Linked DNA regions of Mus musculus: regions 2, 3, 4, 5, 6 and 7 are each linked to region 1. Evidence: chromatin loops called from intact Hi-C (ENCODE). Cell type or tissue: left cerebral cortex. All regions are shown on one strand. Region 1 holds the start of Spock1 (sparc/osteonectin, cwcv and kazal-like domains proteoglycan 1). Region 2 overlaps Spock1 (sparc/osteonectin, cwcv and kazal-like domains proteoglycan 1). Region 3 holds the start of 1700072F12Rik (a long non-coding RNA gene). Region 4 overlaps Spock1 (sparc/osteonectin, cwcv and kazal-like domains proteoglycan 1). Region 5 overlaps Spock1 (sparc/osteonectin, cwcv and kazal-like domains proteoglycan 1). Region 6 overlaps Spock1 (sparc/osteonectin, cwcv and kazal-like domains proteoglycan 1). Region 7 overlaps Spock1 (sparc/osteonectin, cwcv and kazal-like domains proteoglycan 1).

What was found. A loop is a pair of places that touch in the nucleus more often than their neighbours do. Peaks named below come from ENCODE experiments on the same cell type or tissue, not always from the same donor. Only the 100,000 strongest peaks of a DNase experiment are listed, where the experiment ranks them.
Region 2: it touches region 1 in a loop (5-fold over the local background); 5 of 42 quality-filtered maps call a loop at or near these places.
Region 3: it touches region 1 in a loop (16-fold over the local background); 19 of 42 quality-filtered maps call a loop at or near these places.
Region 4: it touches region 1 in a loop (4-fold over the local background); 12 of 42 quality-filtered maps call a loop at or near these places.
Region 5: it touches region 1 in a loop (2.9-fold over the local background); 10 of 42 quality-filtered maps call a loop at or near these places.
Region 6: it touches region 1 in a loop (4-fold over the local background); 4 of 42 quality-filtered maps call a loop at or near these places.
Region 7: a loop joins it to region 1, with 3 times the contacts of the local background. A loop is called at or near these places in 12 of 42 quality-filtered maps.

What each region holds. Positions count from the first base shown.
Region 1 is chr13:57,906,546-57,910,545 of GRCm38, forward strand. It overlaps Spock1 (sparc/osteonectin, cwcv and kazal-like domains proteoglycan 1), which reads right to left and starts at 1,787. Exons shown (of 12, transcript NM_009262.3): 1 at 1,647-1,787; 2 at 857-1,042. The coding sequence starts at 1,042. In left cerebral cortex, a CTCF peak has its summit at 1,864 (motif pointing left); DNase peaks (open chromatin) are centred at 332, 1,103, 1,450, 1,856 and 1 more place; H3K4me3 peaks cover 1,848 bases; H3K27ac peaks cover 1,738 bases.
Region 2 is chr13:57,716,760-57,720,759 of GRCm38, forward strand. All of the region lies in intron 2 of Spock1 (sparc/osteonectin, cwcv and kazal-like domains proteoglycan 1), which reads right to left. Among named protein-coding and RNA genes, the nearest start is that of Spock1, 190 kb to the right of the region's middle. In left cerebral cortex, no CTCF peak of the experiment used is centred here; no DNase peak of the experiment used is centred here.
Region 3 is chr13:57,279,648-57,283,647 of GRCm38, forward strand. 1700072F12Rik (a long non-coding RNA gene) reads left to right here and starts at 2,716. Exons shown (of 2, transcript XR_873502.1): 1 at 2,716-2,760; 2 at 2,983-3,619. In left cerebral cortex, a CTCF peak has its summit at 2,016 (motif pointing right); DNase peaks (open chromatin) are centred at 2,038, 2,417 and 3,245.
Region 4 is chr13:57,777,518-57,781,517 of GRCm38, forward strand. All of the region lies in intron 2 of Spock1 (sparc/osteonectin, cwcv and kazal-like domains proteoglycan 1), which reads right to left. Among named protein-coding and RNA genes, the nearest start is that of Spock1, 130 kb to the right of the region's middle. In left cerebral cortex, a CTCF peak has its summit at 1,895 (motif pointing right); a DNase peak (open chromatin) is centred at 1,852.
Region 5 is chr13:57,765,291-57,769,290 of GRCm38, forward strand. The region is part of intron 2 of Spock1 (sparc/osteonectin, cwcv and kazal-like domains proteoglycan 1); the gene reads right to left. Among named protein-coding and RNA genes, the nearest start is that of Spock1, 140 kb to the right of the region's middle. In left cerebral cortex, CTCF peaks have their summits at 1,636 and 2,300 (motif pointing left); DNase peaks (open chromatin) are centred at 1,629 and 3,236.
Region 6 is chr13:57,500,232-57,504,231 of GRCm38, forward strand. All of the region lies in intron 7 of Spock1 (sparc/osteonectin, cwcv and kazal-like domains proteoglycan 1), which reads right to left. Among named protein-coding and RNA genes, the nearest start is that of Gm33240, 58 kb to the left of the region's middle. In left cerebral cortex, a CTCF peak has its summit at 1,522; a DNase peak (open chromatin) is centred at 1,571.
Region 7 is chr13:57,519,351-57,523,350 of GRCm38, forward strand. The region is part of intron 6 of Spock1 (sparc/osteonectin, cwcv and kazal-like domains proteoglycan 1); the gene reads right to left. Among named protein-coding and RNA genes, the nearest start is that of Gm33240, 77 kb to the left of the region's middle. In left cerebral cortex, a CTCF peak has its summit at 1,999 (motif pointing right); DNase peaks (open chromatin) are centred at 2,010 and 3,135; H3K27ac peaks cover 855 bases.

The DNA.
Region 1 (4,000 bases):
AACACATAAACTACTGCATAAAAACAAAACATTCAAACATAAAAGCTTTACTCATTGTAAGTCTTAGACATTTTTACAATACTGAAAGCATCTCGGGGACAGGGATTCCTAATGTCCCCTTAATCCCTACCACTCTGGGGAGTCTTTGAAGGGGCTGGGGAGCAGGTCCTACTGGAAGGGGGCTTCTTGCCCCATCTTCTGGAAGCACAGAGGTATGTAGGAGCCAGGACTGTGGCGGAGACAAACAGCAGATGTGCCCTGATGCCCCAGGGTTTCTCCCCCACATCCCACCTGGCACTCTCCTGGGGAAAGGATTCTCTGATTCTCTGCGCTGCCTGTTCCCTTTTCCCTTCCACTGAAGTCTGGAAGACTCCAAGCCACTGCACTGTTCCCTGCTATCCCATCAAGTTCATTGCCAGGAGGCCCCCAAGACCTCCCCTCATGCCTGACCTCATGGCTTCTTAATAAATGAGCTATACACATCACTAGAGATTTTTTTTTCCTGATGCACCCAAAAGATAGCCAGATCCTGCAGCTCCCAGGACCTTCCTTCCAGGGTTTGGTAAAGTCAGTCTGCCATCAGTAGCTCTCAGACACTTGGAGAGCCCCTCTCCCCAAGCTGCTTAAGGTTTGTGCCCTGTTTCTGTGAGGACAGCTGCATCGATCCTACAAGTGCACATACCTGGAATACAGGTAACACGCAAGAGCACCCAGCCTTCCAAGTTCTCTTTAAAGTTCCTCTCAGGCTAGACGGATGCACTGTGGACCTCCATGAGAGGTTTGAACCTACCACCCCCAACCCCTACACTGGTCTCTGAGCCCCCCCCCCCCATTTTCCACCCCCAGCCGAACTCACATCTCGGAAGCGGTTCCAGTACTTGTCACGGTCATACTGGGAGACAGTGCTCAGCCACTGGTCATTGTCTAGGAAATTGGCGTTGTTGAGGGCCGCGCCACCGGCCAGCGCGTCCAGGTGCCGGCTGTCCACTTGGAGGAAGCACCACGCCGCGGCGGCCGCCGCGAGCACCGCGATCGCTGGCATCTGGGGGCAGGGCACACGGGCGTGAGCCGGTGACAACAGGGCTACCTCAAGCCCCTCACTCCCACCGGGTGTCTGGGCGCCTAGGGGCGCGCACAAGCTGCAGCGCCTGGGCTCACCGCGGGGACAGGGTGGTCCCTCTCACACCTGGGACGGAGGTTGCACCTGGAGAGCCCTTATGCATGGAAACAGCTACAAACGCAGAGCCTAGGTCACCGACTCGGGGCCGCCGTCAAACTACTGAAGACCCTCTCACCGGCTCTCCGTTGTGGGGCTCCAGTACATCTCCCCCAAAACCCGGATGCTCAATGTGCCAGCCGCACTCCCACAGACGGGCCCCACAGCTCTGGTGTAGGGATAGGGATAACGGCGCTCTGAGCATCATCCCAGGCTCTGGCAGACGGGGGCTTTGGGGTGCCCTCAAGCCGGGCTTCCCGTTCCCAGCTAAGGCAAAGGTCTCTCTGCTCCCGGCCCGCGGCTTCTGCGCAACAGGGACACGCAGAAATGCCCCCAGGCCCTGACCCTGCCAGCCCGGGAGATGGCCTCAGGAAGGTCCCAACTACGCCAAATATGCCAAGTTGGGGCTCAGTGTTCTGCGGACACGTACCTTGGGAGCCCGCCCGAGTCCCGGCGCCCGAGTTGCTGGGGTTCCTGTACCGCGGTGGCTGGGAAGGCTGATGCCCGGCTCGTTCCCTTGCGCACCTGCCGCCGCCGCGCGTCCGGCCGCTTTGTGAGCCCGCAGCGCTCTGGCTCGTCTCGGGCGCGGCGTCCGCGGGCGGAGAAGCCTGAGCTCCTAGCCGAGGCCTCTGGCGCCCCCTGGCGGCTACTTGGCGCTCAGCGGTCCCATCCGGGAGCGTGATTCATTCGCAGCTCTACAGGGCTGACACAGATTTCAAGCTCAGGGAAATGATGTTAGAAGGCCAAGAAGTCGCCAGTGTTGAGGGACTCTCAACGAGTAAGTGCTTGGGACACCCGTCTCAGAATCTCTACGGTGGAGAGAGGAGACTCTCTCCAAGAGTCGGCCCTTTAAATGAGTCCCTGTTGCGTCTTGTGCACAGACAATATTTAGGTGAACTTCTCTACTCCCTGGTTCAAGCCATACACCCAGCATCTCTAAGTCTGATCTCCAACCAGAGCCACCCCTAAGAGTCCTGTGGAACCGACCTCCAGCTTCAAGCACGGACAGAAGGAGAAAGCTGGCCTTGACCCAGCCCTCTCTTCTCTTTCCAAATACTCAGCGTGTTTGGTTTAATAGGGGTGGGAGCGACTTAACAGGTGCATCGCTGCCTACTTCTTGGCACAGCTATAGCCTATAGCCCTGAACACACACACACACACACACACACCAAACTCAAAACCCTTCAGGACACTTCCCTGAGAAACACCCAAACCCTAGTCCCCTGCACACCTGGTCCTTGCCCTCTTACCCTTCTGCCTCTGTTTGCCCCCACCCACCCACCCACCCCTGCCTTCTTGTCCCCACTTTCTACACAGGCTAGCCTTGGGGTCAGACCCCAGTGGCAAGGGCTCCTCCAGGCCTGGGATCACTTTGCCCCTGGGCAGACTTGAGCTACCAGAATATCTGAATGCATTCTGCAGCTGCCTCATCTCCATTTGTTCCGAGATTTGTGGTCCCTGTGATTCAGGCCAGGACCTCGGTGACACTGCCCTGAGAACTCAGTGTTTCTCCAGCTGCAAGCTCACTGCGCTTAAGGTCACTTATGGCAAGCGTGACCTTCCCGTGGGCTGGAACTCTCTGACAGTGCGATCTGCCTTGCTCTCAGCAGCTGCACCAGTCATGACACACCACCAACAGTCAGTATCAGAGGGATCCTGAGCCCTGCTTTTCAATATGCCACCACGATGATGTGGCCGGTTGTGAGTCGTGCTGTAATAATTGGGCAGATGGCATGGTTTAAGCATGTGAATTGCAGTTCTTGTGCATTCTGGGAGGCCTTAGTACAGGAGAAGTGGAGTCTTTTTTTTTCATGTTGGGGAAACACCTCACCCAGAGAGTATCTTATCACGGGGATGAACACAGTGAGTATCTGATGTCATAGCTGGAGAGAGAGAGGCTTGGGATAGTGAGAGGAATGCATCTCATTTCAAGAGAAACTTATGTGCCAAGTTGGGGCTCAGTGTTCTGCGGACACGTACCTTAGGAGCCCGCCCAAGTCCCAGGACCGCAGTACCGTGGCTGGGAAGGCAGCTGCCCGGCTTGTTCCCCTGCGCACCTGCCGCCGCAGCCGCCGCCTTTGTCCCGCGCTCTAGCTCACATACGGGCCTGTGCAAGCATTACCTCTCATTCCCCAGCCATGTTTTGTCAGCACCCCTGTTCTGAAGAGTCACACCCGATGTCATTTTTGCCTCCTCATAACCAGTTCTTTCATCAAGCCATCTTAATCTACCTTTGAGTTAAGTGATTGGCCACACCAGCCGCCTGCCCTGCTCAAGCCTGGGCTCTTTCTATGAACTCCTGCAGCATGGCCATTCCTGGCTCTTCAGTCGTCACGGATCATCTTTTCCAGTCGTCACGGATCTTTTTTTGTTTTGTTTTGTTTTGTTTTGTTTTGTTTTGTTTTGTTTTTCGAGACAGGATTTCTCTGTATAGCTCTGGCTGTCCTGGAACTCACTCTGTAGACCAGGCTGGCCTCGAACTCAGAAATCCGCCTGCCTCTGCCTCTGCCTCTGCCTCTGCCTCTGCCTCTGCCTCTGCCTCTGCCTCTGCCTCTGCCTCTGCCTCTGCCTCTGCCTCTGCCTCTGCCTCTGCCTCTGCCTCTGCCTCTGCCTCTGCCTCTGCCTCTGCCTCTGCCTCTGCCTCTGCCTCTGCCTCTGCCTCTGCCTCTGCCTCTGCCTCTGCCTCTGCCTCTGCCTCTGCCTCTGCCTCTGCCTCTGCCTCTGCCTCTGCCTCTGCCTCTGCCTCTGCCTCTGCCTCTGCCTCTGCCTCTGCCTCTGCCTCTG
Region 2 (4,000 bases), 190 kb before region 1:
GTTAACATTATTGAGACTGTTATAGACTATTGGGACTTTTGAAGTTGAACTAACTATATTTTACATGATGCTATGACTAGGTATGGCCCCCATAGACTCATGTGTTTGAATAAGCCTATAGGGGCCCGAGAGTGGAATGTGGTGGTTTGAAAATGCTTGGCCCAGGAAGTGGCACTAATAGGAGGTGTGGCCATGTTGAAGGAAGTGTATCATTGTGAGGGTGGGCTTTGAGACCCTCACCCTAGCTGCCTGGAAGTCAGCTGCCTGGAAGTCAGTCTTCTCCTGTTTGCCTTCAGTTCAATATGTAGAACTCTTAGCTCCTCCAGCCCCGGGCCTGCCTAGACAGTGCCATGCTTCCCACCATGACAATAATGGATTGAACCCCTGAACCTTATAAGCCAGCCCCAATTATATGTTGACCCTTATAAGAGTTGCCTTGGTCATGGTGTCTCTTCTCAGCAATGGAAACCCTACGACAACTCCTTTTGTTTCTCACTAAGGCCCCATGGTAGCTGTAGTAGTGGACCTCTCAAGAAGGCAAAAGAGGAAGCAACCTCCACCAGAAGCCTTGTTTAGTGATTAGGGCCAGGACAGAGTCAAAATGTGTATAATGACAGAGTGCACAGGAGGTGGGGTGGAAGAAACCAAAGACTGAATCCAGCTTCAGTCTATCATGGAGAGGAATTTTGCCATGAACATTCAGACTGCTGGCTGCCTCACAGGCATGTGTATAAATTGACATCATTAAACCTGGGTGAGGAGGGAAAGAGCAGACACTGTAAAGCAAGAGCTACATGTGTTCTACTCAGAGCAGCCGACACTTGGTGATGCCTGGTATCCATGAGTACGCAGTCATAAAAGGCAGCCAAGATACAAGAAATGTCCCTCTCACATCCTGGATTCTATTCTATAGGTGTTGTCCTTGAGCCAGGGAGGATTCTTAGTGTGGCAGAATTTTAGGTTTCTTGTGGGCTTCTGTACAGTCTGAGCTCTCCCAAACATGAACAGTTTCTGCCCCCAAGGCTTCCAGACAGGATTCTGCCTCCTAGACGATTGTATATCCCTAGACCTCTCTGTGGATCAGACATTCAATTCTTAAGCTATCAGAGAGAAACTGAGGCAGTTGTCATCACAGGCCACAGTCCCATGACAGTTCCAAGAAGAGTCCTTAGCCTTCACGAAGACTGTCCCTCTCCCATCTTGCCCCACCAGAGAACATCACCTCCATGGACCTCAGCAGTAAAGACTGAGTTAAAGAAAAAAAAAAGCCACATTTATTTTCTTGTTCTTGTTCTCATCTCCAACACAAAGATGAGATGAGATTTTTTTTCCCCTCAGAAACCCCTGGAAGTTTCTGTGATTGTCCCCAGACAGACACTGGTGAAGAGAGAGAGAGAGAAAGCAAATTGCACACTGCAATTACTACGCTCTGAACTCTCAGACAGCCCATCTTCACGCTGCCATTGTGTTTGTGTCTACGGATGGCTGGTTCAGGCGGGGCAATCATCCCCAGAGCCCTTCACTACTGCAAAATGCTCAAACAGCAGTGTGGGCAATTACCCAAAAAAACAGCTGTTTATGCTTGGGGCGGTACCTCCAAGGGAGGAAAACAATAGGTGGGTGGAAGTCACAGGAATAAAAAAGAGAAAATACTGTTTTCAAGGTAAAACTGAAAAACTCATTGACAGAGTGATCAATACTCAGAATGGATCATGGAAAGACAGAACACTCTGAATATAGAATTAAGGAAGGCTCTCAAAAAGTCACTGATGCATCACAAACAAGAACTGAACTCTTAACAATCCAAGGGACTCAGCTGCAAGTACTGATGGAGTCTCACCCAGCAGAAGGGCGTTCAAGCCCCTCAGCACCTCTTGTTTCTCCTCCATGGTCACAACTCCACCAAATGAATTCGGTGCCTTCCTAGTTTTGCTTCACTGTTGTGGTAAAACAATGACCTGAACCAAGTTGAAGACAGAAGGGTTTACTCTGGTAAACCAGAAGCCGGGAAGTCGGGGCAGAAACAGGAACCTGGAGACAGGAACTGAATCATGGAGTAAGTGCTGCTTCCTGACTTGTTCAGCCTCTTTATACAACCCAGAAACACCTACCTGGGTGATGCCACCCACAGGAGGCTGAACCCTGCCCCATTAATCACTAGTCAAAAAAAAAAAAATGTCCCATGCTGATACCCACAGGCCAACTCCTCAATCAAGGTTCGCTCTTCTCAGGCAACTCTAGTTTGGGTCAAGTTGACAAAGCTACCCAGCACAGTGCTGCTGACACCTTAAAGGGACAGGCAATGATATACCTGTCACTCTCTTGAAGCCACAAGACAGGTAGCCAAGGGACTCAGAAAACCTTGAAAAGAATTGATTCTGTCTCTCCCAGGAGCTTGATATAAATGGCCCACAATATAAAGCAGCAGAGTCCAGTTTCTCCTCACCATATCTTTGCCTGAGAAAGGGTCGAGAGGCCACAGACACTAACCACAGGCTTCTCCAAGAGTACCGAGGCCTCAATAACTTGCTTTCTTGCCTGGACACCAAGCTGCCTTTCAACGGAAACTGATGACCTTACGTGAACAAATCTAGCCCAGCTTGGTGGTTTTTTTTTTTTTGGTTTTCGAGACAGGTTTTCTCTGTGTAACCCTGGCTGTCCTGGAACTCACTCTGTAGACCAGGCTGGCCTCGAACTCAGAAATCTGCCTGCCTCTGCCTCCCGAGTGCTGGGATTAAAGGCGTGCAGCACCATGACCAGCTACCCAGCTTGTTTTTAACTATTGAGCTCTACCATGTTTTACCAAAACTCCTAGATCCTCCTCTATCCCAGAAAGATAAGATGGAATGTCTTCCTAGACAACAGACAACCTTACAAGGCTCCAAGGACATAGTCAATGTCACCCACTTATTTCTGTGATGGGGACTTAGAGACCAAGGATCATCCCAGTTTCTCCTGAGCACTGAGCTCTTCATAGCACAAGGCTCATGTGCTCTGACTGGCTGGAGCCACACAGGGAAACACAGGGACTCAACTTCTCCCAAAGAGAAAGGCTCCAGATTAGAACTCTGTAGCCTCCCACGGGACTCCACATGGACCTAGACTATATTTTATTGCATGTGTGACCCCAGTGTCAGAGAGCATCTCTTTCTAACTCAGCTCCCTAGAGTTTGCAAGGTCCACGCAATTTAACCCATGCCAAGTGCTAACAAAGGGTCTCAATTGAAAATGTTCTTTAGTGTCTGGCTCCCATCTGTGTTCAAGTCAACTTGTCTGCTCCCCTTCTTAACAAGGCCTGCCCATTACATTACCATTTCAGAGGAGAAAGGATGAAAGGGAAGTTTGGTTGAGCTGTCTGTCCCTTGCCTTTAAAATACAAGGCACACACTCTGTGGTCAGAAGTGTGGTCTGGGCCCGACTGAGTATCTGTTAAAAAGAAAGAGACAATCCTGAACAAGCCAGGGGCTAAGATGTAGAAAGGCTCTTTCACAAAGAACCAAGACTTGGGGCAAAAGACCACAAATTTCCCCATGGGAACTGTGCCAGTTGAAGCCAGAGAGCAATTCACAGTGCTCAACACAGGGCTTTCTCACAGGTGCTTCTTTAAAACAACTGAAAAAAGCAAGTGTCCTCTCCTCTGAGGGAGAGCACTGTGAGAAGACTTTCATCAGTGAAAACTTGTGTCAGACGTACACAAATCTATGAGCTGAACACAGATGATTCTGTTAAGAATCATGCAGGAGGAAGGTGGAGACATGGCTCTGCCATTACAGCCACCTGCTGCTCTTCTAGAAGCGTCAAGTTCAGTTCCTAGCACTCACATTAGGTGACTTGCAACTGTCTGTAACTCCAGCTCCAGGGGATCCGACGCCCTCTTCTGCAGGCAAGCGCACTCAGGTGCACAAACATAATTAAAAATAAGTTTAAAAAAAGAAAAAGAATGGGAAAGGATGTAAGAATAGTTGTATTCTGCGAAGTAGATACTCACAAGCTCCTTATT
Region 3 (4,000 bases), 630 kb before region 1:
TATTTCATGAATTTGTTTTGCTCGAGAGTTATGGAATGCCTGTAGTGTGTCCCAGATGTCGCTGTCAGAGTGGGTGGTTCTTAAGTGTTCATTGGTGACTCTTTGGTGTTTCTGACCTTTCCCATGGCAGTTTGTGGGGAATGAAGTCACACACAGACATTTCTGGTGTCAGCATCCTCATTTAATCATGACAGCTGCTGGCCAGTGCTTTGAGAGCTGAGCAGTGTTTGCTAGCCTCTGAGTGCTTGCCAAGGTACCTAGGACACAACCAATAATCACTAAGTGATAATAACCTGGCTCCCAGTGTGTGTTGGTGACAATCCTTATTCTCATTTTGGGCGTACATAATCAACCATTTTCTGGAGTAAGCATCCCCAAATAAAATAATACACACATTGAAAAGTTTAAAAAAAAAAAGACTTCTAAAAGATTTTAAAGTGACTTCAAACACCTTAATCTCTATCAGAAGTTTACTGAGGTAGCTTAGTCACCTCCTTGCCATCGAACATTATTTGCTTTTTTAAAATATTTTATCTAAGGTTGCAAAGATTTTTCTCCTTGTTTCCACAGGTCTCTAGTAAATTTGGCACATATGGCCTTTTCTTTCTTTCTTCCTTTCTTTCTTTCTTTCTTTCTTTCTTTCTTTCTTTCTTTCTTCCTTCCTTCCTTCCTTCCTTCCTTCCTTCCTTCCTTCCTTTCTTTCTTTCTTTCTTTCTTTCTGTTGTTGTTTGTTTTTTGTTTTTTGTTTTTGTTTTTTATTTTCGAGACAGGGTTTCTCTGGACAGCCTTGGCTGTCCTGGAACTCACTTTGTAGATCAGGCTGGCCTCGAACTCAGAAATCTGCCTGCCTCTGCCTCCCGAGTGCTGGGATTAAAGGCGTGGACCACCACACCCGGCTGACCTTTTCTTTTAACATCCTACATGTTTTGACCTAATTGGAACCCTCTAGAAACTTTGTCTTTAAGTAGCACCATTATAGATGCAACAACTTAATTTAGGTGTTTTCTCTATGTTGGGATGGTCAACTGGGATCACTTACAGCTTCCATTCTTGCTACTGAGTGCCTTTGCATTGTAGGTATGGTGTATGCATGTGTGTATACATGTGCACACTCTCGGGCATGCACAAGGAAGCCAGCAGAGGACATTGGCATCCCTTCAGTCACTTTTCACTTTGTTCTTTTGAGACAGGATTTCTCGCCAAAGAACCTATAGTCTGAGGTTTGACTCTGTGTGCTGGCCAGCAAACTCCCGTCATCCTCCTAAGTGTTTTCCCAGTGCTGGGGTACCAGGCACATGAAGCCATGCCTCGTTTTTATTTAGGAAAGATTTGAACTCAGGTCCTTGTGTTTGTTCTGCAAGCCCTCTTAGTCACTGAGTCATCCACTTAGCCTGAGAATCTTTTATATACACACCACTTACACACTTTGGTTCTCTACCTCTTAGGATAGATTCTGAAAGGATGAATGTTAGGTCAAAGGTCTGTAACCTTGTTTACAATTCTTGATATTTTCTAGCAATCCTCTCTGTACAATGTATGCCACATACACTCCCATAAGAGAATTTTAGCATTTACATGAGGAAACTCGAGCCTCTGCCAACAGCACATGTTCCAGCTGTGTTGTTACATCCAGTGCTTATAAAGGCCTCCTGGGTGAGCACAGGCATGTGATGTTTTTGGGGTCGTGTGCGTGCACATGCGCGCGCATGTGTGTGTGTGTGAGTGTATGTGCCTGTGTGTTCGTGTGTGTATGTTGTGTTGACACAACCTAATTTTAGATACCAAGTTTAGCCTTTGCATTTCTTTTGCTTAATACTTCACCTGTCTCCTTTACGTTGTCCAACCAAAAGTAGCTTCCTTCTTGATCCCCCATTTCAACAGCAACCATTGCTCCCAAGCGATTCATTTATTTCAATCTCCATATAGAGAAAACTAACATTAACAACCATTTCATTTAGTCAAAAACTAACAACAAAAAAAGCTCTCAATGAAGCTATATCTCCAAGTTGCCAGCAGGGGGCACTGTGGGCCTTACTCTACTTCAGAAACAATCAGGCACAGTCAGGTTTTGAGATGGTTCCTCTTAGGGGCAGGGGCTGTCCGCTGAAGGAATATTAAACTAGTAGCCCATGTACAGAGCGCTTTTCCAATGAGACTCATTGGGTTTCTTTCTGCATGATTTATCCACACAAGTGAACAATTGTGTTTTAAAATGAATGTGGGGCCATGATTTAAAAAGACATTGAATTGTTTTAGGTGGGTATGTTAACGTCACACTCACTCCCATGGATATAAGGCCAAATTCACATTTTCCTTTCAGAGTTTAATAGAGCCAGGAGTCGATAAAGGTCACGAAGAAGCTCTGCACGTTTGTACACTTTGTTCTGTGGGAACTGTTGATGTATGGTCACATTAGCTCAGGCAGAAGGCTTGCTTATGCTCTCTAAAGTTGCCCCTCCCTGCCTGGTCCACGGCCATAGCTTCCTTAATGATGTTCTCTGCACCACTTCAATTCCCATGCTCACCTCAGCCTCTACTGCTACTGCATCCGGGATGAATGAATGGGACTAAACCCATCTCATCCCTTTCCCGAGACGCACTCGTGGCTCCGTGTGGGAGAACAAAGGCCTTCCTTGTGTTTTGGTCCAATGCTGACCTCACAGTCGAGCCTCTCCTGGTGCTACCTGACAGGCGCCACGCCCTGCTTCCTGACACCCGCGCTGCTGCTATGGCCCAGGAGCGCTCATCTTCTGCTGCCGTGTGAGTGGCCCCTCCAAAATCTGTGCGCTGGACAAGTCTCAGGCATGAACTTTAAGAGCTGGGGCCTGGTGGGAGGTATTCAGTTCACACAGGCCGGCCCTGCCCTTGTGCGTAGATTGATACTGTTATACAAAGGGACTGGGAGAGAAAAATCCCTCCGTCCCCAGTCTTCTGTGTGATACAGTGTTACATCCCCCCCTCCCCCCGCCCGGGGGTTTGCAGCAGAAGATGCTGTGTGGAACCAGGGAGTGAGTCTACTGACACCAAGAACTTCCCAGCTTCTCAAGCTGCCACGGCAGCGCAGACTGGACAAGGTGCCCTCCCTGCAAGGTGGACTCTGAGCTCTCTGCGCTCTGCTGCTCTATTCTGCTCTCCAGGCCCCACGGAGCTCTCTGCTATACCCGTTCTTCACCGTTTCTCCGAGCTAACTTTCCCACCCTCGGAGCTAGCATGGTCTTAGTCATTCTTCAAAAGCCAATTAACAGGTCGCTTCTCACTCACACCCTCCCTAAATCTCCATGTGTGATCTACCAGAATTCTTCAAAGAAGCAGAGCCCGGAAGGAACCACAGACGCCAGCCAGTCTAAAGCTAAAGGCTTGAAAATCCGGAGACGGGTAGTGTGGAAAACAGAAGAACACAAGGCCCAGGCTATAGTTAGACAACATGGCACTGATATGGATAGGTGGGACAAATCAGCTAAATTGTGACTAGCAGTGGACAATTTGGGGCCAAGAGTCAGCACAAGTTAGCTGATACCTAATGTCTGGGGAAGCCCAAAGTACAGAGTGATTTCAAATGCTATCTAATTTTTTTTCAGACACATTCGTGTCATTCTGTATAAACATGGCCTTGAGGGCAGAGTGGGTGTGTGGCTCTAGGTCAGTGTGCCCACCTCTGTGCATCCTGTGTGCCCATCTCTCTCTCTCTCTCTCTCTCTCTCTCTCTCTCTCTTTGTCTCTCTCTCTCTCTGTGTGTGTGTGTGTGTGTGTGTGTGTGTGTGTGTGTGCTTGATTGTGTATAAGATTATGCTTGAGTGCCTGCCTAGCAGTCTTTGACAGAAGTAAATAACACACATCTGCCCACAGCTCCTCAGAATCTCTTCACCCTCTTAGCTTCCTGGGACTGTCCTCCCTGCCACCCTCCTCCCTATGATGATCCTCCCTGCCACCTTCCTCCCTGTGATGGTACTCCCTGCCACCCTCCTCCCTGTGACAGTCCTTCCTGCCTCTCTTTTCCCTA
Region 4 (4,000 bases), 130 kb before region 1:
CATTACCCCAAGGTACCACTCCATCTGAACCTTACGGATCTTCCTGGGAGCCAGGAAATCATTGCTTGATTCACTTCATATTGAGGTCCAAATGTGAATTTTTAAGATGAACAGAACTATCACCTCTGATAGGGACACCGGAAGTCTGGTCTCCTTCCCAAAGATTGTGCCTGGCTCTGTAGACTCTGCCACAAACCAGAAAGTGACCCAGTTGGGCCCACAAGCTAGGGAAGAAAATCACATTATACAGCTGTACACTGTGTATCCATGAGAGAGATCACCTAGCAACAGTTGAGTGAGACCACTCACTTTCCCAAGGCCAAAAATCAGCTCTCTCTCTATCCTTCATACGTGCCACAGAAACAAAGAGGACATGCACTGACCCAGGACTGCAGTTTACTTAACTCTGGTCACTTTCATGCCACAAACATAGGCAGACAGACAGACAGAAAGGTAGACAATCTTCCTGATAATATCCTCCCAGAGAACATTACTGTTGCACCAACCGTGATCAAGAAATAAATCCCTCCGAGGGAAATTCAGCTGCTGCTTCCAAACGCGAACACTCTGGGTGGCTGTATGTTTAAGAAGTAGTCTCTGTTGGTTTTCTGACGAACTGTTTATCTCAGAGTTTGATATTCCTTGGCTAAACCTTTCCCAAGACTTCTGTTCAAACAGATTAAACACTAGAAACTTTGAAGGGTTTTTCTATGCCTCCTGGACAAACTTTCAAAACTTACAAGATCAAATAAAGACTCCTGGTACCCTGAACTCCAATTTAATAGCCGCGTTTTGGATAGTTTAGGGAGTATAAACTCATCACAAAGGCTTCAGGATGGAACAGAGGACAGATACTTAAGGCAACATCTCTGGGATGAAGGCTAAAAATTGTCTATCACAGCTAGCTCGCCTCAAAGGATGTCTAAATAAATCAGACCCACCAGGGAGCCCATGGTATAAGACCTACATCAATAGCAATCTTTTGAGCATCGTGCCCATACGGAATAAGAAGTCTCCCTCTAACTGGGGCAAAGGACCCTCTGAAGAATAAAACTTTGGGTCATTTTACAGCAATGCCCCTCTAGGGATTAGAATGGGGGTTGCATCGAGGTGATATCCTCATCTGATTATAAAACCCTCTTCTGACTGTTCATCATGGAGACCACAGCTGCCCCCAAGGTAATGAACAAGGCCCAAGCACAGTCTCAGAGGCAGCTCTGCCTCTGATGAAAGACCAGAGCGTGGAAAATCAATTAACAGAGTTAATATATGCAAAGCACTTTGAACCCTGAATCAAAATTAGCTATTATATCAATAAAAATAATAGCTCCCACTTATTGAGTGCCTACTACGTATCAGGCAGCAGGTTAAGGATGTGTGCTCTCTAATTTAATCCTAGCAGCAGGCCCTACAGGGCAGTGATAATTCCCACATTTTACAGACGAAGATCAGGACATGCAAACCCCGTTAGTTGCTGCCTCGCTTGCAGGCTTCTGCTAATGAAAAGCCAGTTTTGCTTTGCTTTTTTTTTTTTTTTTTTTAAATAAAGCACTGTAGTCCATACTAAGCAGCAAATTCAGTCTGGTGCTTTTATGTGCTTACCCAAATTAGATAAAGATAAAAATCCAAAAAGCAGTTCATACATGCATACATTTCCTGAAACATTTCCTGTGTTGTGTACACACACTACAACACTGGGCTTTCTATGTCACATGATTTTGTGACCATCTGTCCCCTGCTGAGAGGAGTCTGTGACTCACAGATTCATCCCACAGCAAGTTCACAGACACATGTACTCCTGAGTCCCCCGCAGGGTTGTTCCTAACCAAGTCTGTCTAATGGGCATCCAACAAACAAAGGGGACCTGCTTCCACTAGGGGGCGCCCTGTGAGCTAACTGGACCACAGAACTCCCAGAGTCTCACTCTGCTGTTAACTGTATCCTGCAAGACTCAATGTGTGATCACCCCCTGCCGGATGTCTGTCTCCCAGAACAATGCTTCTTGGGAGGACACCGAAAAGACTCCATGGGTGATGTGTGGGCTGCTCCACATTCCCCACCTCACAAGGCATGGGACACAACACATTCCATCTCCGCACAACAGTCTTCTGACCCCACCTGACTGGGAAATGATGGGAAAGCATTCAGGAGGCAGCCGGGAGCCCTGCCGTCTCGGCAGCACCCATGAACCTCCAGGACTAAATAATGTCTCAGCCACGCCTATCCTCAGATTCATCTTTATCTAGGGCGGGGGCTTTCTCCTTGGAGAAAACCGCTTCCTGTTTCAAAAATACACCCACCATTGCCCAGAGAGCCTGCTGGCTTTCATGTCTGCAGTGCCTGGCTTTACTCCGGAGGAGCTCCATGCTAGGAAGGCAGTGGTGATCACTGCACAGCAGTGTCTGCGGTTCTACCACTGACTGTAGACACAGATTCCCTCCTCGGGGTGTGCTGAAATGGGAGTGAAGTGTCCCCCACAGGCATGTGTTTCAATACTTTGTCTCCAGTAGGTGGCACTGTTTGGGGATGTTACAGAAACTCTAGGAGACGCAGCCTTGCTAGAGGATGTGTGTCACTGGGGTGTACTTTAAAGGTTTGTAACCTCCAACCACGTCCTATTCTCTTTCCCTCTGACTCCTGTGTGCAGACAAAAAGCAGCTCCCCAGCTTCCAGCTCCTGCTAGCTCGCCTTTCCTGCCATTATAGACTCACTCTGGAACAGTGAGCCAAACATGCTTTTCTTTCTTAAGTTGCCTCTGGTCATGGTATGTGATCACAGGAACAGAAAAACAATGAGCACTATGCTTTTATTCTATTTCATTCATTCAGGTATATGGCCCAGAAGGTGTTCAGCCATTCCAAACAGAGTTAGCCAATCAGGATTTCTCAAACTTCCTCCAAAGAGGGGACCTCACAGAGAAGCTGGCTGGCTCTGAAAATTGTTCTGTCTTGACCATTTCAAGAGCAGTGATGAGGCCCTGCCCACCTAGCTTCTTTTTTTTCCCTCACATTAAAGCAAGTATGCATGATCCTTGTTAAGGACTGAATGTCCCCGTCCTTCGACCTCATATCTTTATGGAAGAAACCTGACCCGCAGCATGACAGTATTTGGAGGGAAAGCCTTTGAAAGGTTACTGGTTTTAGATGAGGTTACATAGACCATGTTGTATGGTTACTAATCTTGCAAGAAAAGGAAGAAATGTCAGAGTCATTCAGCCCCTCTCTCTCCCCCCCCCACGCTCCCCCCCTTCGTGAGGAGCTGACCACCATCATTTGCAGGTTAGGGAGAGGGCCTCACGGAGGGCTGAATGTATAGTACCTTGACTTTCCCCTCCAAAACTGAAGAAAGAAACCTCTGCTGTTTAAGCTACCACATCTATGGTGCTTTGTTAAAGAAGTTTGAGCCAAGCAAGTGTGCAGCCTGTGTTGTTCTGGTCACCTGCCCTGCTAGTCTGTGTGTGAGCTCTGTGAAGGGACAGAGGACCTCAGCTCCCTACCTTATGCCTGGCACCCAGCACAGGGTTTAGGATGTAAGAAACACTAGAAATATGTATTGGATTGAAGGATATGGGGATGGGTGAGTGGGTGAATATGATCAGGCACAAAGATTAAGATTTTGAAGACCATTCAGCACTGGAGGGAAGGGTTACAGTATAATACATAAAAATGTGGGGAGTAAGATTACATTAAAATTTTGATTCCAATTATGTAAACATGTGTGCACACTTAGGATCTGGAAGGAATTGAGCTGGGGATGCCAATAGCGATTGTCTCGGGTGCTAAGATCTGGACTGACTGCTACAGTTCTCTTCCTTTTGATGTTCCAAAAATTGTATGTATTGCATATATAATCCAAAAATAAGGTTACACTCCTATAAAGGAAGTTAGTTAGGAAAAATATGCCTCCCCTTTTTTTAATCTTCAAAAGCGGGGCAGATTGAACCAGGAAAGTAGCCGGGACTATGAGGAACCCAGGGTCCCTGAACGCAGAGCTCCTATCT
Region 5 (4,000 bases), 140 kb before region 1:
AGTCATTCCCTGGGGGCAAAGAGGTGGCCTCACAGCTAGAAGCACACATCACCTTTAGTGAAAGAGTTAATGCAAGCACAGGACGTCCCTTGTCTTCACTCAACATATTCCAAGGCCCCCAGGGGACAGCAGAAATTATGGACTGTCTATATTGTTTCCTTCTTTGTGTATATATCTATAACAAACTTCATTGTTCAGTTTATATACAGTGCAGTAGATTACATTAAAGCAGGACAGTGATGTACTGTAATGAAAGTTACGTGGATGTGGGCTGTCTGCCTTTGCTTTCCTGTCTCCTTCTATACCTCTCTGAGAATATTGTACTGTACTATACCCACCATTCACTATTACACATGGTCACGTAGGATAATATACTTAATGAGCACACAGTGGCTTAAGCAAGCTGTCTATATGACCAACAGGCAGGTAGTGTATGCAGCGTGGAAATACCAAAGAGATGACTTCCATCCCAAGAACAACGGCGAGCTAAGTCATCACACTCCCCGGAAAGCACACAGATAAAATCCATGAATGATGTTTAAATGTTTTCCTTTACTGTCTGCCAGCCATGGGTAACCAAAGCTAGCTGAAACCGAGGGAAGCCAAGCAGTGGGTAGGGCAGGGATAACTGCAGTCACATGGGAGAGCTGGACCTTGTATCACAAAGGAGAGTTCAGTTCTGCCTTCTATAACAGGTTCAGCAATGTTCACCCAAACAGGCTGGAAGCCACAGGATTTCCCAGAGACTTTTCTTCCCCTCAGCAAATCTCATCTCGGCCTTTTTGGGATCTGAACTTGCTGTGTGGAAGCTTATTTCACGCAATTAACAGCCCTTCCCCCAAGCTACAAACGTGTATGGGGTTTGCTTACTTCAGAGTCTCTGAGAGAAAAGATGTCACACATCCCCTCATTGCCACATTTTCAGAGGCTCCTGCAGTCTACACCTGTCTTGTCTACACGAGGAAGGTCCACAGTGGCCCTAGTGGGGATGCCCAACCCAAGCACGGAGCTGTGAACGCCAATCCAGCCATTACTGCTTCAACTAGACATTTGAAAAAAAATCAAAACCTGAACGTTTTTGTCTACTTCCAAGTCAGAAGTCTCTCCACCACGGCAACAGCTATCCTGCTGTGAAGACGGTTGTCACATCTTAGCTCACAGTGACCCAATGTCACACACTGTCACAGAAGCGGGCCGGAGGCTCACAATGTGCACTAGCTAGCACAGCATCTCTAACAAGGGTGGTTTTGCCTCCCAGGGGTGATGGCAATGTCTGGAGATATTCTGATCATCACAAGCAAGGAGAAAGAAGGGTTGTCAACATCTAGTGTGGGGGTCAGGTGCCCCTGCACGGCTGTCCACACAAGGACGGTCCAGAATATCCACAGTGCCCAGGCTGTGGGTCTGCTCAGAAGAGTGGTTTCAAATAACACTAGCTGGCATAAAAGTTTAAATACACATATTATAAATCTACCCAAAGAGGTCTGTTTCAGTTGTTCAGGTGTGTGATGCTGCCTTGAAATAAACACACAGACACACACACACAGACACACACACCCCTTTCCCTCAAGTCACTTCAAAGTGTATGTTTGCTATTTCCTCAAGCACTGACTTGCAATTCCGAAAGCTGCCACTAGGCAGCAGTGCTGCTGGCTTGGGTAACAAAAGTTTTCTAAAACGTTCTCAAAGTCTGGAAGAACTAGGTATGCTTTCTTTTCCCACAAAGACAAATTAAATGAATGCAGGGTTTGTTTCAGTACAGAACCTGAAGAAACACTGTATCTACCAGTATTTGACAGACATGGCAGTCAAATCGCTGGGGGTTACCAGTTCACAAAAGCCCCCTCTGCTTGCCGCATGCCTTCAGAGCTGAAAATGGAAGCCACACAGTCACACAGCCTCAGCTCAACAAAGGAAGTGACCATCCAGGGACTCAGCTGGTTTCTAAGGATCACAACCTAGTCAAGCTGTGCCCACTCCCAGGCCCCTCCATTAAAGGCAGAGCTTGCATCTTCCTTTGTATACTGTCCCTGATGCTTTGTCTTTGTACCTATAATCCACACAGAGGGATACATAGCCTGCATTCTACAGCCTAGTACAACCAGCTGGTCTTATCTCAAGGTTTGCCTGGAGTTTGGCCTCTAAAGCACAGGCCCTGTGTCCAGGCAGATGGCTCAGCAGTTAAGAGCGTTGACTACTCTTCTAGAAGACCAGAGTTCGATTCCCAGCACCCAAGTGACAGCTTACAGCTGTCTGTAACTCCAGTCTCAGGGTACCTGGCACCCTCTTCTGGCTTCTACAAGTACTGCATGTATGTATTACACAGATATACATACAGGCAAAACATCCATATAAAATAATAATAACAAAAAAAATAGAATCTCAAAATAAATTTAAATACAGGCCCAGAGTCTGGCAAGTCCCGATAATAATGCTCCTAGAACAGGTGGCACACCCCCCCCACACACACACACCCCTAGCCAAGAGGCTCTTAAATTCTGTCCCTGTTTCCAACTATCCTAGAATGTAGACCCTGAAAGAATCAACTTGACCTCATTCCAGACCCTAATCCAAATCTGGGGCAAGGGGAGCAGAACTCAGAAATATTGAGCCAATTCCTAGTTAAGGCTGCTATACAGGACAGCTGAGAAGCCGGGCTCCCATACAGTACCTTAATCTGTTTGCCTCTTTGCCGGGTAGGAGCCTGACCTCAGACTCAGGCTGTGGAAAGGCTGTGGGGCAGACCAACCTCAGTGGCGCTGATGTTGCAGGCGCCCTCCTAGGCTGTATTCCTCACTAAGAGCTTCCGCCTGCCCAGCCTGTCTGGCTTTCAGGGTCTATATGATATAGACTTCAAGGTAACAGGTTCAAATGCTCACCCACGCCACACACACCCCTGCTTTCCTGTCTGCCGGCTCTCAGCAACTTCAGGAGCACCGAGCCTTCCCTTCCACTTACGCTAAATTCCTTTTGGCTTTCTCTGCTAAAGCATCCTGGAGTGGTTGGAAAGAATGAGCCCTGGAGTCTAAGAGTATGGCAACCCTGTGGTCCTCTCCCAGACCAGGGAGCCATGATCCCCAAAGCCATCAGAAGCTTGTTCACCTCTTCTGCTAGAGCCCCACCTGGTCTGGAGTGGCACGCCCCAATCGAGAGTACGTATTTTTCCAGAGCTGCGCCATCTGATTCAGGCCCTGTTTCTAGCTCCAAGTCCCCAGTCAAAGGCAGGAAGCCATTGGGGAGAAGAAAGGGATGCAGATAATCAACCCTTGATTAACACTGAGGAAGGGATGCACACAGCCTTTTCTCAGCCATCCAGTTTGGAAGGAATGCAAATGAGATGCTGGGTAGGAAAAGTCTGCCTGAACAGCGAAGCTACGACAACGCACAAACAGAAATTATCACTCAAATGAAGGGAACTAAATCAGGAAACATAGCTTTTCCAGCAAATTCTCCCAGACCCACTTTCTTTCTTTTTTTTTTTTTTTTTACTTTTTTAAAAATAATGATAATTTTTATTCTTATAAAATCCCTTCGTGTTCAGTATCAATTCCAGGTAAATGATACATTGGATGCAGTCCATAAACAGGATAGAAAGTAAATGGTGACATTAAAAGAGTATTTACTGCAAAATACCACTGGAAAAAGTTCCCATCCCAAACACAAATCTATCTATCTATCTATCTATCTATCTATATATATATATATATTTCTTTTTTTATTACATATTTTCTTCAATTACATTTCCAATGCTATCCCAAAAGTCCCCCCTCCCCCCCCCACTCCCCTACCCACCCATTCCCATTTTTTTGGCCCTGGCATTCCCCTGTACTGGGGCATATAACGTTTGCCTGACCAATGGGCCTCTCTTTCCAGTGATGGCCGACTAGGTCATCTTTTCAGACCCATTTTCTTAAGTTAAAGAAAAAGGTCAACATCTCCTGAAAAGGGGTCACAGCTCAAAAGGAAGATCCCAGCTAATGCTGTGTGCCCGCTGGGTGCT
Region 6 (4,000 bases), 410 kb before region 1:
AATGACTTTTTTTCTCTCTCTCTTTAAACTTAGCTTAAATCAAGACACTTTTGTTACACGGGCCTCATGCTTTGGACACCATTGGTATTCTAACCAAACTCCCTGCAACACCAATGTTCTGGCCTTTGACATTCAACTTTTAAATCTTTTTTTTTCATAGGTACAGAGCTCCCTGACTGTGTGACATCTGGGGCCAGGGCTGCACTAAGACCCCACTTCAAGACAGACCCAGAGGGCTTAGTCAGATGCCAGCCTCACTCTGCCTCTGTATATGATCTGAAGGCAAGGGACTGTAGGAGACTCAAGCAGGCAGAGCACAGACAGGCCTTGGAAGTATTTACTCTCAACACTCTCTGGGTTGCGGAGAAAAAGAAAAAGACTCACAGCTACTTTCCCAGGACCCATGGGCTGATGCCCAATGGGAGAGTGAGACAGCTCCTTATACAGTTTTCCACAAGGTAAAAGACAGTGAGAAACGAAGAAAGAACACTTCCGCACCATACCTGCAATTGCTCTATGGAAAGCAGGAACTGTGTTTTCTGCAGACCCCCACGGTCCTGGCTCCTTACTACCATGCTTCTTCCTCACGCAGTTCCCTGACATGTTCTGTAGCCACTTTTCCTTCCAGGTCTTTCAAGGTCTTGAAATAATTAAGTAGAACATCCACCTCTTTTTGCTCTAAGACCCTCTTCAAACAGAAGAGGTGCCGGGAGCTACCCACAGAGCTAGGAGAAGACTTACACCATTGTGGTTAGGATGTGGCTGTCAGAGCCCTCTCCTCCATGTTTGGTGCAGACTGGGATCATCCAGGTTGCTATTTGGTGTCGGTTTTGCCTATAGTTCCAATGGATCTAGGTATCTCTCGCTGTATATTTAGGAAAACAGTGAACCTGGGCTTCGTCTTGCCATGTTACATGTTCCTTAAGTGGAACAACCAAAGTGCCACTCCCACCCCCTTTATGTCCCGTCAAAGTGGCATTCCTATGCCCTTCACATCCAGTCAAAATGGCATCCCTACCCACGTCATATCAAACAACCACTTTGAGTTTTGCAACAGAGAATCATTATCATCATGACCATGTTTGTTCTGTTGGCAAGATGCAGACAGAGAGCAGGGAACAGTGACGTCACCCTGACAATGACAACACACAAGCAGAGAGTGTTGACATGACACTGATGGTGATAATACACAGGGATAAAGGACAATGATATCATACCAATGATGACACTCCAGCAGAGGACAGTGATGTCATCCTGAGGATGGGCACTCAAGCTGAAGATGCCAATGTCATACTAATTATAATGTGTCACAGGATGAGGAGGGGATGCCATGCTGTGGCTGCTGATTGAGGAGCTGTTATGCTTTGTGGCATTTTTAGGTGAAATACAGTTCACTTAATCTCACCTGTTAAGAGTGGGGCCTGCACCTTCCCTCATTCCCCACACTGTCAAAGGCCCTGCTCCCAGCTCTACAGTGGTACCCGGGAAACAGGCAGCATTTGCTTAGCTGCCCACTTGGTGGTGTAGCAGCCACATGATCTCCTACGGTTCTGATTCCAATTTATTTCATATTGTGCAGTGCTATCTTTTTTGCACAGCAGCAGATAGCTGAGCCACGGAAGAACAGTTGACTTCAGGACAGATTACAAATGATTTTTTATCTTCGAAAAGCTAGGTCGGAAACTTGAGACTATCAGAAAAGCAGAGTGCGGCGGGGACAATGATAAACTCCAGAGAGTCCTGCACACATGCTGGAAGACAGAGGAGAAAATGGGTGAGGATGGTGTGTCTCTCACCATGGAGAAGCCCTGTCAGTGGGGAAGGTGAGGGATACCAGGAAAAGGGCAAAACCTCCGAGTCCCAAAACCACAGAAAAAAGGGCTTAATATACACAGATGTGCATGTTGCTCATGTAGGTAGACATGCATGTGTGTGGGCACACAAGTGGGCATGCATGTGATGGACATGTGTGGTCATGAAGTATATGGGCATGGACATGTATGTGCATGGGCATGTATGTGTGGGCATGCATGTGTATGGGCATGTGTGGCCATAGACATATTTGAGCATGGAAATGCATGTGCATGCATGTGTTTGGGCATGCATGGGATATACATCTGTGTGGGTATGAATGTGCGTGGGCATTCATGTGTGAGCATGTGTGGTTATGGACATATGTGGGCATAGACATGTATGTGTGTGGGCATGTGTGGGCATGGACATATGTGGGCATGGACATGTATGTGTGTGCATGGGCATGTGTGGGCATGGACATATGTGGGCATGGATACATTTGTGCATGAATATGTTTGGGCATGCATGTGCCTTTTTCACTCTCTAACAGAAGCCCAGAACTCATGAGCATTTTACATAGATTAAGAACAATCATCGGGCAGTGGTGGCACACCCCTTTAATCCCAGCACTGGGGAGGCAGAGACAGGCGAACTTCTGAGTTCAAGGCCAGCCTCGTCTACAGAGTGAGTTCCAGAACAGCCAGGGCTACACAGAGAAACCCTGTCTCAAACAAACAAACAAACAACCAGTCTAATAGGAAAAATGTAAGCTCCAGAAAAGACTTAACCCTCTGCTCTATCATCTACGAGCTATCCAAATCTCATGTTTTCTCATCAGCAGTAGAAATAACATCATTTGCTAGAAGAACTGAGCAGATGAACATGATTCTCATACTAAGTACCTAATACAGGCTATCCTGTACTACAAGAAAACCTCTTCTAAGGGCTATTTTAAACACTGAAATTGATGGTACACACACACATACACACACTCATATACATGTATACACACATATATGCATACATACACATACATACACACACAGAAGAATCAGCAGAGTCATCCAGCATTTGACAGTTACTGAGACAATAACTGACAAGACAATGCCCAGGATGGGCAGCAAATGGAATCTATTAGAGGGTGATAAATGCTGTGGAGAAAAATTAAGTAGAGAAGGAGCAAAGTGAACTGGAGAAAAACTTGCTAAGAAAGTGACATCTATTAACGGTGGAGGAAGAGAGAGGGCTGTCTGGGAAAGGGAGGGTTGAGGGTATAGTCATGTGACATGCATGTCTGTAGTGGAGACCTGTGAACTTACAGCTGCATAAGTAAGCGGGGGTGGAAGCAGGTGACAGGGACATCAATCAATGTAGGGCTTCACACATCACCAAGATGTCTTCAGTTTTCAATTAATCTGAACAAGATGTGGAGTTGGTTGTTGGTGTGTCCTGGATAGTGGTGGCATACACTCGCTCACATGTTATACATCAGTGGGGCTACTGTGTTCAGAGAGGACATGGAGCCCAGGAGATCAACCAGAAGAGATTAAAATAAAACCCAAAGATGCCCCAGCTCTCTATCAGAGTCACAGTAGTAGTAGTGGGAAGAGTATATTTAAAAATGCAGGTAGGTGCTGTGCCGATGTGATTGGCTGGTGGGTTATATGTGAACTGCGAGGGAGGGGGAAGGGATCTTACTGTTGCCAGGGGAAGAGCAGGGTTAATGACTTAAGTTGGCTCAGGAGGAAGCAGTTTGTTTGGGACATATCACACTTGCTGTGCATGTCGTAATCCATGCACAGACGACGAACGGCCTGTGTGTATTTAAGTCTGGAGTTCCAGGTAGGAGCGGAGGCAGCGTAGCTGTGATTCACCGGTAGAAACACAGAAAGAAACATATATGCACAGAGACACACGGAAAGGCCTGTGATTATATAAGAAAACATCCATGATGCACAAAAGCCAGTATGCAAAACACCCCAATTTGACTTAAGCTTAAGAAACCGAGTGTGGGGCTGGAGAGATGGCTCAGCAGTTGGGAGTGCTGACTGCTCTTCCAGAGATCCTGGGTTCGAGTCCCAGCAACTACATGGTGGTTCACAGCCATCTGTAATGTGATCTGATGTCTGGTCTGGGGACAATTACAGTGTACTCACATAAATAAATCTTTTTTAAAAAAGAGGAAAACAGAGTATGCATGTGTGCA
Region 7 (4,000 bases), 390 kb before region 1:
GTTGAGAAACTAGGAAATCAGGTAAGGCCATTTAAGCACAGATTAGCCTCCATATTCACACTATCACAGATATAAATACAACCAGCCCCCATATTCACACTATCACAGATATAAATACAACCAGCCCCCGGATGCTTCTAGACCTTTAACCTGCTGTGCCGTAAGTGCCCTCCCCAACTACCTGAGAAGCGGAGAAAGACAACACTGAAGAAGTCTGTACAGGTGCTCCAAACACTGACCTACTTAAAACACATGTGCTAGCACATTTCCCAGCCAATCCTCGCTTCTGTTTTGCAACAACACACCAACCCGTTGGTGTGAGTGAACGACTCCTGCAAATGGCCGGTGAATCTTTCTCTCCTGTGATTTGTAAAGCAGAGCTAATAACTTCTCTCTAGTTCACTGCTCACGCAGGACTCCACACTCTTCCCGGGGCCTTGCATGCTTGGGGTATTATTATTTTTAACGTTTTATTTAAATTGCTTTCTCCGCTGCATTTCGTCAATCCGTCTTCTATTTTTAAACCAGACTGTTGACGGTTCACAGTTGACAATTCTGTTCACAGTTGATGAATTCTGATTTGTTTTCATTCGCCCAAAATCATGTCACAGTAGAGGGAGGGAAATAATCCCCAGGCTTTGCTGGCTCTAATAATTGGGCGTGAACTGAGTGAGCGGCCACTGCCTGCAAGCGTCAGACGTTAGAGGGTCCCTCCAGCTATTCCCTCCAGCTGTGCCAGCCTCGCTGATTTTTCTCAAATGGAGTCAGATCTCTCTACCTCTACCTTGCTACCTTTCTCTGTAGCTCTTTCCCCATTCACTTTGTTTCTCCATTCAGTTCCTGACTACCCACTTAATATTCCTAACCCCGCCCCCCAGATACATTATCTGTCTCCCCCTCCTCTGCCATATCAATACCATGGGGACAGTACTTTCCCCTGCTGGCTTAGAGCCTAGACTGTCTCTGGCTGATGGAAAGATGGCCAGCCTCCTGTCAGTGCCCAGGACTTGAACGGCTGGGGACTCTCTGGAAGGAGTCAGGTGGAGAAACAAGAGATGGATCTTTGGCTCCATTCAGAACCTTCCCAAACATGCAAGCAGGTGCACCTTCCTCTACTAGCAGTTAAAAGACACGACTTTGACATCTGGTTAAGAGCACCTGTTGCTTAAGCAAAGGACTCTAGTTTGGTTCCCATCACTCACACGGTGGCTCATGATCTGTCACTCCAGTTCCAAGGGATCTGATTGGCACACTCTTCTGACCTCTGCCTGCACCAGGCACACGCTGTGGTTCATTTACATACATGTGGGCAAAACACGCTCATACACATAGAACAAATAAATCTAAAAATAATTATTTTAAATACTGTAGCCACAATTGTGGGACTTGAACCAAGTTGGGGGGTGGGGGGACCAAAAGGCCCCAACCAGAGGACCTCTGACAAGAAAGCTGCCTAGAAAACCATACCTTGGGATGAGGTAGGGTAGGGCAGGGTGGACAGCCACTGTCTGGGTTAGAAGAATAATAGCAAACATGATAGTTGCCTCCTTAGTACTTAGGTGCAAAGCTATAAGAGTCTTTTGGGGGAGAAAGCATAATGATTTTAATGTGAATCACAGTTTTAGGTGATGCTTTAAAATTATTTTTCCATGAGTGCAATGGTAAATGTTTTCTAAGGTGGATACATAGAAGGACGCCCCTATCTGTTGACAGGGGTTACTCATCAGAATGTCTGGAAACTGCTAAATGCTTCAAGGGAAAGGATACAGGTGTATATGGAAAACATAACGGCAAGGATGTTAACAGCTACTGTATCTTGGTGATAGTGGGCAGAGGTTACTCATTCTGTCTTAAGCTCTTTATATACCCAGTGGTTACAGAAGCAATAGCTTGGGAAGGGATTTTAACTTGCTTTGCCTGTTGGTTCCTGAAGACTTCCCAGAATCCTAAGCACAGGCCACTTTAGCCAGCAAGCAAGGTCCTTGCTCCTGTTTCCCGGTAGAGGGCGGACTCTTAATGAGCTGTGACTGGATCCTGCTGGCTAAGACCTGCCTAACCCTCAGGAAAGAGCAGACCTTCAATAAGTTGTTAAAGAGGCAATAATTGAGGTTCTCCCTAGACATAAAATCTTTAGGATAAAAGCAAGCAGGACTCAGTCGAAGGCTAAATGCACAAGCATCAACACAAAGATTTTAGTTAGACCTTGCAGGGTTACTCTTTCCTCCCGTTACAAAGCAGGAAACTGAGGCTAAAACTGAGGCTAAGAGACTTGTCTGTTTGCTCTCTTAAGAAACTTCCTTTCTCTCCCCCCTTCCATCTCACCCCTTTCTCATATTCTGTCAATGACTTGCCAAACCCTCTCTATAAAAGAGAGGGCAAAGTTCAGCCAATTCATACACAAATTGCTTTCAGATGAAATGCTGAAAGACGTTAACTGTAAATTGTATATAACAAAGCCAGTGCCTAGTGTCACACACAAAATACCAAAGACATATGCAAGGCTCCATATAAAGGGGGCTTTAGAAAAAAATAAATGATGTGATGTTTTGCACACACACACACACACACACACACACACACACACACACAGAGAGAGAGAGAGAGAGAGAGAGAGAGAGAGAGAGAGAGAGAGAGAGAGAAAGCAAGCATGCACAGGGAGGGCAAAGATACTGTAACAGTTTGCCACTCCCCAACCCAGACCCTGTTACAGCAGAGATATTGTAACAGGTTGCAGCTGAGATCAACATCCACAGCTTCAGTTTGCCGCTCTTCCCCCCACCCCATGTAATATACTTGGGGAAAGAAGGTGGCCCTCCCAGAGGTCTTCCCAGTCCAGCACATGCTCCACTCCCCAGACAGCCCCGTTCTGAGCTCCATTTCTGGCTTCCCATTCCAGGCGCTTCTTTTCTTTTGATGCTCGCTGCCGGTTCCTTCTTCCTCTTCACTGGCTGTTCTGCTAGGACACCTCTGAGGGCTGCAGACAATTCATAGTTCTAAATGTATATGGCATATCTCCTCCGTCTAGAATTCCTGGGGACAGAACAGATGAGGAAGGGCTTCTGGTCCCCAGGCCTGCTTCCTCTTGGTGCCAAGAATAGCACCCAGGCACCGTGAGTGCTTGATAGAGATGCCAACTGAAGAACAAGCAGAAGAGAAGGTGGTGCCCAGAGCTGGCTGGTGCCCTGTGCCTGCTTCAGCTATCAGTTCAGACCAAGATGGGGCCCTGTAGCTGGGGCAAACTCACAGACTGATCAGGGCTGGTTTTCTCCTAGCCACATGGAGAAGAGCTCCAAGAAGAAACTTAATTGCCACAGAAATAAAGAAAGCTAGCAGCCCAGGGAAAGACAGATCTGCTCCGGCATTTCACGTTCCCATCTGTTCCAGTTTCCTCCAGGGCCCCGCCTCTGTGCCTAGGGTCAATCCCTTACATTCCCCCACCATCCTGGCTATCTTAGTCGGGCTTTCTATTCCTGCACAAACATCAAGTTGGGGAGGAAAGGGTTTATTCAGCTTATACTTCCACATGGCTGTTCAACACCAGGGGAAGTCGGGACTGGAACTCAAGCAGGTCAGGAAGCAGGAGCTGATGCAGAGGCCATGGAGGGATGTTTCTTACTGGCTTGCTTCCCCTGGCTTGCTCAGCTTGCTTTCTTTTTGAACCCAAGACTGCCAGCCCAGGGATGCTACCACCCTCAATGGGCCCTCCCACCTTGATCACTAATTGAGAAAATGCCTTACAGCTGGATCTCATGGAGGCATTTCCTCAAGAGAGGCTCCTTTCTCTGTGATAACTCCAGCTTGTGTCAAGTTGACACACAAAACCAGACAGTACGCTGGTCTGTTTATCTGTCTGCTTCTAGAAGGAAAAAAGCATCTCCTTTGAGACCTTGGCACACAGCAAGTACAAATGTAGTCCATATTTATCTGTGGGGTGTGTATCGTATAGCCCCATGTGTCACTATATCCATGGTATAGAATGAGATGCTATAGGTGCGATGCT